Regions from separate parts of the Mus musculus genome. Here all the other regions are linked to region 3. The links are chromatin contacts, found by POLR2A ChIA-PET in ENCODE. All regions are on one chromosome and are shown on one strand. Each heading gives the region's core, a stretch centred on a gene start or an enhancer-like site at or near the end of the contact. The rest is flanking DNA. Distances are from core to core; before and after follow the strand shown.

Region 1 (2,707 bases), core at 131-2,630, 170 kb after region 3:
GTCTTATGAAGATCTGATCGAAAAGTCTGTGTGCAGGCACATAACCCAAGGTGTTAAAAGCAGGATATGTGTCTGTGTATCTTTTAGATTTTCCCCTGGCGTGGTGAGCTTCCCCGCAGAAATTTTCCAATGGTATATAATGTCTCTCGTTTGCCGTTGTCTAGGAATTGATATTCTCAGGGTTGCTAATTCAGTTACCGTCTGTTTCCAGCTTCATTTCCCTTTTGTTTTTACAGGTTTTCCCTTACAGTCTGGACAAACAGACACTTTACCCACATACCCAAGACCCAGCCCAACTTTAACCAGAAGGCCCTTATTTTTAGTTCTTCCTTCTCCTCTCCCCTGCCTTCCTCCTCCTTGTCTCCTCCTCCTCCTCCTCCTCCTCCTCCTCAAAGATTGCTATTCATAAGCTGGGCTGGCTCCTACTGTTCATCTTTTTGCCTCAGCTTATAATTATAGGCATCTACCTCCACTGTTGGCTCCATTATTATTTCTTCTTCTTTTGAGACAGAGTCTTATGTATTCCAGGCTTGAACCCAACTCTATGTAGCCAAGGATGACTGCTTGGATTCCAGGTGTGTACACCAACTGTGATGCAGCTTGAACCCTGCTAAGCCAGTGTCTGTGTGTATTTGAGAGTGTGACTCAAATATCGAAGGCTGGTCTCAAACTCACAATATGGAAGAGGATGACCTTGAATTATTGAGCCTCCTGCCTCTGTGTCATGAGTGTCGGGATTACAGGCATGCACTACCACACTCTCCTTCTTAAAATAATTTTATTGGAGGGCAAATTCAGGTTTTGACACAGATTATTTGGTTGTTGGTAATATATTATCATATATGTGTATATAAAAATATGTACATGTATATTTGTGTGTATATAAATGTAAATATGTACATAATTATATATGTACATACATAAATATCTGTGCGATATATGTATATTTTTATGAAGAAGCATGCTTCTGTATAGTATATTTTGAAAAGATATTAAGTAACTTCCAAAAATATCCCCCGCACTCACCATCCGCTTCAATATTCTGCCCGATGGAGATGCCATACATTGCAAGAAATATATGAAAAATAGTAAGAAGGTTTATTTCCGACAGCTGGGGATGAGACAACAGGCAAAAGAACACAGCCACATACCACACCTCAGGATTAAGGAGCGAGGAGGGGAGGGGCCCAATCTCGCCGATGATTGGTTGTTGCTCTTGGCCAATCAGAAACAGCTATTGATTTTTACTAACAATGCGACCCGCCTCCCTGGAGGCTTTGACGCCACGTTTACAAATGAGGATGCGTTACGTAAGAGAGAGCTCCCGGACAGCCAATGAAAGCTTGGGGCGCTAATGGGCGGGTGAGGCCGCTGCCAGGTTTGGGGCGGAAGGGACATCTCTAGCAGAGACGGAGCGGAAGATGGCGGCGGAGGTGCTGCTGTCCAGTCTGTTGGGATTGCTATTTCTAGGGCTCCTGTTACCTGCGCGTCTGACGGGCGGTGTCGGGAGCCTGAATTTGGAGGAGCTGAGTGAGATGCGTTATGGCATCCAGATCTTGCCGTTGCCTGTCATGGGAGGGCAGGTAAGGGGTGTGGGGCGAGGTGAGGGTCCTGTGCAAGAGGAAGGGGCGCACGGTGGAGGAGGAAGGGCAACTGCGCACCGGGCTCGGGAGAATGGGGGAATGGAGAAGGGATGGTGGTGTTCCTGCGGTCCTGCTGGGAATGGCAGGCAGACCCATCCTCGGAGACCAGGCACCGACAGGGGTAGGGCTCCCCACTGTAGACCTTAGTTCCCCAGGTCGTAGTGAAATCACTGGGACCCCGCCGGGTGGGGAAGCGAGAACGCCCTCTCCTCCGCTCAGCCGGGGCAGCTGGAGGACTTGTGGCTTATTCTCTCTTCCACTGGGCACGTCCCCAGGGTCTGAAGAGGGATCTCGTTGTTCTTGGTCCCAGCCTCTGCCTCCCTGCCCCTCTTCCCGACCCTTCTTTCCCAGAGCCAAGCTTCAGACGTGGTGGTTGTGTCTTCAAAGTACAAACAGCGCTATGAGTGCCGCCTACCAGCTGGAGCTATTCACTTCCAACGTGAAAGAGAGGAGGAGACGCCTGCTTACCAGGGGCCCGGGATCCCTGAATTGTTGAGCCCAATGAGAGATGCCCCTTGTTTGCTGAAGGTGAAAGGAACTGGGGTGGGCGGAGGGAAGGCTTGGGAACCGGAATGGAGGCCAGTGGGAGTTAAAGGGCCATTGGTGTACTAGATATGTTTGGGGGGGGGGGAGCGTGGGGGGTGGGGTGGGGGCGTGCAAAGCAAAGACTCTGCTGAATGTAGGGAAAGGTTAAGATAGAAGATCTCAAAATAGGTTAAACCAACATCAGAAGGACGGTGGTGGGACCAGAAGAGCTGGAGCCTACCTGTAAAGTCACCTCCTGCTCCTATTGCTCATTACCTCAGGATGCCATTGTATTCCACGAAGTTCAGTGAATACTTGAACCTGTGGGAGTCCTCATCCAAGTGCTTCAAGGATACCATGATTTCTTATCTTTATGGAGGGCAGGGAATGATTTATGCCTGTGATCCCAGGTGGGTCACAGAGCATCATAGCCCTGTCTGAGAAGAAAGAAGAAAGAAGAAGAAAGAAGAGAAGAAGAAAAGAAGAAGAAAGGGCATGGGTGGGGATCAGTTATACTTTAGATGTGCGTCTCCAGCCAC
Region 2 (2,764 bases), core at 201-2,700, 230 kb after region 3:
CTGGTAGCTGTAGATTCTAGCTAGGCCAAAGTCAGCCAGCTTGACGGTCCCATTACTTGTCACTAGAATGTTCTCTGGCTTCAGGTCCCGGTGAACAATGCAGTTTGCATGAAGAAAATCCAGGCCGCTTAGAAACTGACGCATTAGATCCTGTTTTTCAAGAAGAAAGCACAGAACACCGGAAACTATGTATCACTTCAAAATCCCAACAACTTCTATTGCAAAGATCGGTCCACCCTCGCCCCCAGCCCCACCCCTACTCACCTTAATGGTCTCAACCGGCAGGCCCGGTGGAGGTGCTTTGTCCAGGTATGTCCTCAGGTCCTGGTCTATATGCTCAAACACTAGGGTGACCTTGATGTCCCGATCAGTTCGGGAAGTAGCACAGACATCCATCAGCCTGAGAAGAACAAATGATCACCAGCTAGTCGTCCCCTTTGTCTCAACGTGGCCTCTGGCGTTCTAGGGTCCCACTCCTGCCTTACGGGTCCTATTGTCCTCTCCGCCCCACTCCCAATCCAACCTTCTCACCGTACAACATTGGGATGTTCAAAGGCCTCCAGCCTCCTTAACAAGGCCACCTCACGAACTGTGCTGACGGGAAGGCCCCCTCCAGCTGCTCCTCCATTAGGAACTCTCACACTCTTGAGGGCCACAAAGTGGCCACTGTGGGGATCTCGGGCTTTGTACACCGTCCCATAGGCACCGACACCAATTTCAGCCACGGGTTCATATCGAGTGGCAGCCATTCTCGAAGCAGGGGATCTACAATCACAGAGGCTTCTAATACCAAACTCACTCTCACGGTTAGGAGGGGGATGACCCGGCGGTAACAAAGGAACTCCTGCACAAGACCTCGCCAACGCGATCAGCAACATCCCACCCCTCCACACTTCCAGGGCCCGCGCCTTAGGTAACACAAAGACTCCCATCAAACCCTCCTCCTCCGGCCACGTTTTGTCCCGGAGGAAGAAAAAGAATGCTTTCTTTCCTTTCGGAGGACATCGCACTAGGCACAAAGAGGATCACACAGTGCACAGGGTTTGCACCGAAGATTCTGCACTTCACTCTCCAAAATCACACCCTTGCCCGCGACCACAAAGGCCCCACTTCCCGCCATTGGGCCACCTTCCATAATCAGCCAGCGACGCGCACGCGTGGGGAGCTGGAGGGTGCTGGTGGTGGCGGGGACTGGTCCCCCGATCCTGGATGAGACTGCACTCACCTTACGCTCGGCTAAGAGCTCTGGAGGTGGCCCTTTATCTGGGCCCGGGAGCCGGTTCCTGCGGCGCCATACACCGGGGATCGGTCCCGGGCAGCTGGACGCTTCGGGCCAGACCATAGACACAGGCCGCGAGCTAGAGAGGCCCCCTCACCCCCACCCTCACCATGTGACCAGCTGCCAGAGAGGCGCGCGGAAACCCGGGGGGCGGGGCGGGCGCCGGACGTTCTGGACACGTGATCTTCACCCTTGCGCAGTGGGCAACCCGGGCTGCTTTGATGGGAGGGGTGTGGTGGGGAAGGGGGCGGGGCCCTGACGGCCACGTGACCTGTTGCTATCCCACGTGACCCCTTGACTTTGCGCTGGGAAGCAGAGGTGTGGTTACGCTGTGTGGCACGTGACTGGCTGCCATACCCTGACTGCCGAGGGGGTGTGTGGGGGCGAGAGAGGGTGGAGCACAAGGCGGTGTCATGGCAACCGGGCCAACCAGCTCTCAACTCTGGGCTCAAGGCCGAGCCAGAGCGCATCTTCAGTCTCACTATGGGTCTCTGAGTGGGCGGGAGGTCGAGGTGTTAGTGGGAGATCCTGGTGCCAGAAATGGTGCTGTAACATTTCCACTCCACCGCCATGGGGAAACATTCGTATTTGTGTCTTTCTTTTACTCATTCATTCAACACAATTTTACTAAGTGCTTCCTTCCAGTTGGTATGCGATGTTTTTGTTTTGGTGTCTCAGTCACTCGCCCTTTGAAGTGATGATAAAGATAACTAGTATAGGTAATTGTGGTCTTATAAAACAGGGAATAAATAATTTCTATCTGAGGAGGAAACTAGGATTAAAAGATGGACAGAAGGAAATATAATAAGCCACTGTATGGGTATGGGGGGGCAGCAATTTAATGCCCTCCCTCTTCCCAACCTGTAAACCTCCCCAGGAATATTAAAAGCAGCAAGAAGTGATTGAAAATAGGGGTTCTTGATTTTACAAGAGTCTTTACACTAAGATTGCTACATATATATGTGATTGCATAAACAGATGACAGGGTAAGCATGTCCAGGGTCAGTCACCACCACATTGCTGGAAGATGACGTGTCCTTTTGCAAACCTGCAACTCCTCGTTGGGGTCATGTTCCTATTTTTTCCCCAGTCCAGCTTAGAACATATTCTTGATCTGATCAGCGTTTCCTAAATGGTCTGCCTACAGAAATCTAGTTAGACAGAGGTAGATCTGTGTGACGATTTCGTCTGCTCCAACTCCTTTATTGTCTCCCACCTCTTAGGGATATGGGATGAAGGACCATGTTCCCATTTGTGAAAAATTGCCTAAAATCTAGAGCTATTTTAAATTGATTTGGGGTGGGGGTGCTGGGGATTGGAGTTAGTGTTTTTTTGTTTGTTTGTTTGGTTGGTTTTTTGGATTTTCGAGACAGGGTTTCTCTGTGTAGCCCTGGCTGTCCTGGAACTCACTCTGTAGACTAGGCTGGCCTCGAACTTGGAAATCTGCCTGCCTCTGCCTCCTGAGTGCTGGGATTAAAGGCGTGT
Region 3 (2,700 bases), core at 165-2,664:
AAAGATTAGCATCATGAGGGTGCTTGCAAGGCTCTATGAGACCGGCTGCTTGAGTTTCCTTTCATCACCCTCTCCTGCTTACTCTAGTCCTGTTCCTAAAGATACCGGCATGGCATGCTTATCTTAACTCTGTTGCTCAGCCTCTCCCTTCTATAAAGCTCTAACACCGGGGCTTGGCTCACAGGCTTGGCTTCTGATGACAACCTCTAGTCACCGCCCTGAACTATTCTGCCCTGCTTTTGTTTTTTTTTTCCCTTTTGCTTTATACTGAAATGTAAGTTTTATTGAGAACAGTTTTATCTTTTGCTCCTAATATACCCTGGGTCCCCAGATACTTGGTACATAGTGGGTGCTTATTAGGCATTTGTTAGGAATGAATGGGGAAAAAGCCCCTCCCCCAAGTTCCCTTATAGAGAATTAAGCCCACTGAGCCTAAAGGCAGAGCGGAGCTGGCTGTCTCTGGGGACTGCAGATGCAATATTGCCCTGAGTGTTTCTCTGCAGGGTTGTCCTCTAGGGAAAACTCCCTTGGTCTTCCAGTGTGTGGGACCTGGCTTTCATCAGCAGAGGAGCCCCAGGCCTGAGGGTGCAGAGACAAACAGTGGGCTGGCCTGACGCAATGGTTACACAGTTTAGTTAGGAGACGGGACTGAGGAAAGAAGCAGAGATCAATCAGCCCTGGGAGAAGCAGAAGACCCTGGAGAGATCCCAAATAATTTCCCATAGTTAAAGAGATCCAGGCTGCTCTCTTGTATGGAAACCTAGAAACCTCTGGGGAAAAGGGAAAAACCCATCTATGCTCCTCCCACCAGCACCCCCACTCGCAAAGATCTGTCAGTCTTCGCGTTCTCTTGAACTTGAGAGTCAGCTACTAACGTGGCCATGTTGGCCCCTTGACTGAGGCGCTTCAGCTTGAAAGAGTTGGGGGGAATGAGGCTGGTGAAGAAAAGGCTGAGACAGCCAGAGTCCCCGACTTTGGGGGTGTGTCCTGCTGCCCCGCCTTTCCTGCGAACTGCCCAGGCCTAAGCTGGCCCGCAGTTCGCACTACAGAGACAAGTTCCCGAAGGCAACCGGAGTCCCTCTGCAGAGTGGGGACCAACTCGAGACAAGGGAACGGGAATGCAATCGCCCAATGCAAGAGAGGGCCTGTAAGCACCATTCCTGAATCAGGGATTCCCGGCCTTCACCCTTCCCAGTCTACAAGCTTACAGTGGAAGGGGTGGGGCTACATCCTCCAGAACAGTTGTCTCCAACTTTATAAAATAGCTATGCTGGCCAGGATGGGAAGGTAAGGGTTAGACGGAGCCAGTACTCGCCTCTCTCCTCAGGTTCCGGCTGTTATTCTGGCTCTGTCGCTGCCACCCGCTCATCTTCAACATGATATAATCGACGTGTTAGGCTCAAGATAACTGACCTCAAGAGCGGAGAGCGAGTATCCTTTATGCTGTCCGGCCCCTCCTGGGGGGGGGGCAGGGTCCAGGAGCCTACCAATCAGAAAGCGGCACGCTGGCACTGGCTCCGCCTCATCCCTTACATCCGCCACTCAGGAGTCTCACGGCCCCACCCCCATCGCGCCCTCTGGCTTGAGAGTCTACGTTGTCTCGGACCCGGAAGTGGCTTTGGGTCACGCGGCTTCGCGGAGGAGGTGAGTGAGTCATGCGCGCGCGCGGAGGAGAGCGCGGCGAGGGAGGGGATGGGGGGGCGGGGATGATGCAATGTTTGGCAACCGGTGTCCGCGCGCGCACGCGCAGGGGACGTCGATGGTGGTGGGAGGTGCGGGAGGGGGGCTATGGGGGAGAGAGGAAAGAGGGCGGAGCGCCAGCTCCCAGTGTCCAACGGCCCCAACGGCTGTCCTTCCTGAACTTGTCTGCCCACCTCCCATCACCTTTAACTTACTCCTCCATGAAAGGCTCCCATTTTCCCTGGCCCCTCCCAGCTAATGGGCACCGGGGCTCTGGAACCTCTTTAAAGTTTCCAATTTGTTCACCTGGATTGACATCTCCTCGAATCTTTTAAGAGCTCTCCTCCTCTTTTAGCCTTCTAATGCGTCCCAAAGACTGAGTTCCTTGATAGTCCACCCGCTTCTCTCAGAGAGGCACCTTTAACGCTTGTTTCTGAATCGTCCATTACGTGCTAGGATTGAAGTTCTTTACAGAGTGTAGATTGCTGCCTCCTCCTCATCCCACCCCTGCTTTGTGTGATGCTCTTACGCCCTTCACTAAGCCCAGTATCCACCCTCTTCCTTCTCCGAGATAGCGAGTCCTGTGACTCCCTGCTGAGGAGCTGGCCTCCTGCCTCTAGCTGTCTGAGTTCACGACCTACAGTAGAGCCTGGGACGTGCATGCACTTGAACGCATGATTGCCCTGGACTGGGTCATCAGAGGAAACACAGATTCTAGTTTAATTTGTCCAAGGATTCTACCTTACTCATTTGTAAATTAAACAACGATAAAGGTAAAAAGCAGCTCTGTGGAGAAAACTTGAGTAAAAGTAAAAACATCTTGCAAAACGTATTTTTTTTTTTTTGTGCCATGAAAACAGAGGCCATGTGGTGGCCTATTACATAGTCTGTCGTAGACTCAAGAGGGGCAAGCCAGAGTTTAAGTAGAAACTGAACCAAGACCGGTTGCTATTGGATGGTGCGACGGTGACAGGTCCTTGGCCAGACTGCTCCTTCGCTCCAGACCTTCATTTCCCCTTC

What was found. ChIA-PET counts read pairs that join two places held with the same protein, here RNA polymerase II (POLR2A).
Region 1: POLR2A ChIA-PET joins it to region 3 with 10 read pairs in Patski. The contact joins the promoter of Os9 here to the promoter of Ddit3 in region 3. POLR2A ChIA-PET finds 5 or more read pairs at or near these places in 3 of 5 experiments (Patski and embryonic stem cell).
Region 2: POLR2A ChIA-PET joins it to region 3 with 25 read pairs in embryonic stem cell. The contact joins the promoter of Cdk4 here to the promoter of Ddit3 in region 3. POLR2A ChIA-PET finds 5 or more read pairs at or near these places in 4 of 5 experiments (Patski and embryonic stem cell).

What each region holds. Positions count from the first base shown.
Region 1 is chr10:127,119,833-127,122,539 of GRCm38, reverse strand. It overlaps Os9 (amplified in osteosarcoma), which reads left to right and starts at 1,380. Exons shown (of 15, transcript NM_001171026.1): 1 at 1,380-1,583; 2 at 1,995-2,171. The coding sequence starts at 1,422.
Region 2 is chr10:127,062,221-127,064,984 of GRCm38, reverse strand. Cdk4 (cyclin-dependent kinase 4) reads right to left here and starts at 1,450. Exons shown (of 8, transcript NM_009870.4): 1 at 1,226-1,450; 2 at 532-765; 3 at 265-400; 4 at 1-150. The coding sequence starts at 749.
Region 3 is chr10:127,289,507-127,292,206 of GRCm38, reverse strand. It overlaps Ddit3 (DNA-damage inducible transcript 3), which reads right to left and starts at 1,414. Exons shown (of 4, transcript NM_007837.4): 1 at 1,316-1,414. It also overlaps a transcript of Mbd6 not described here.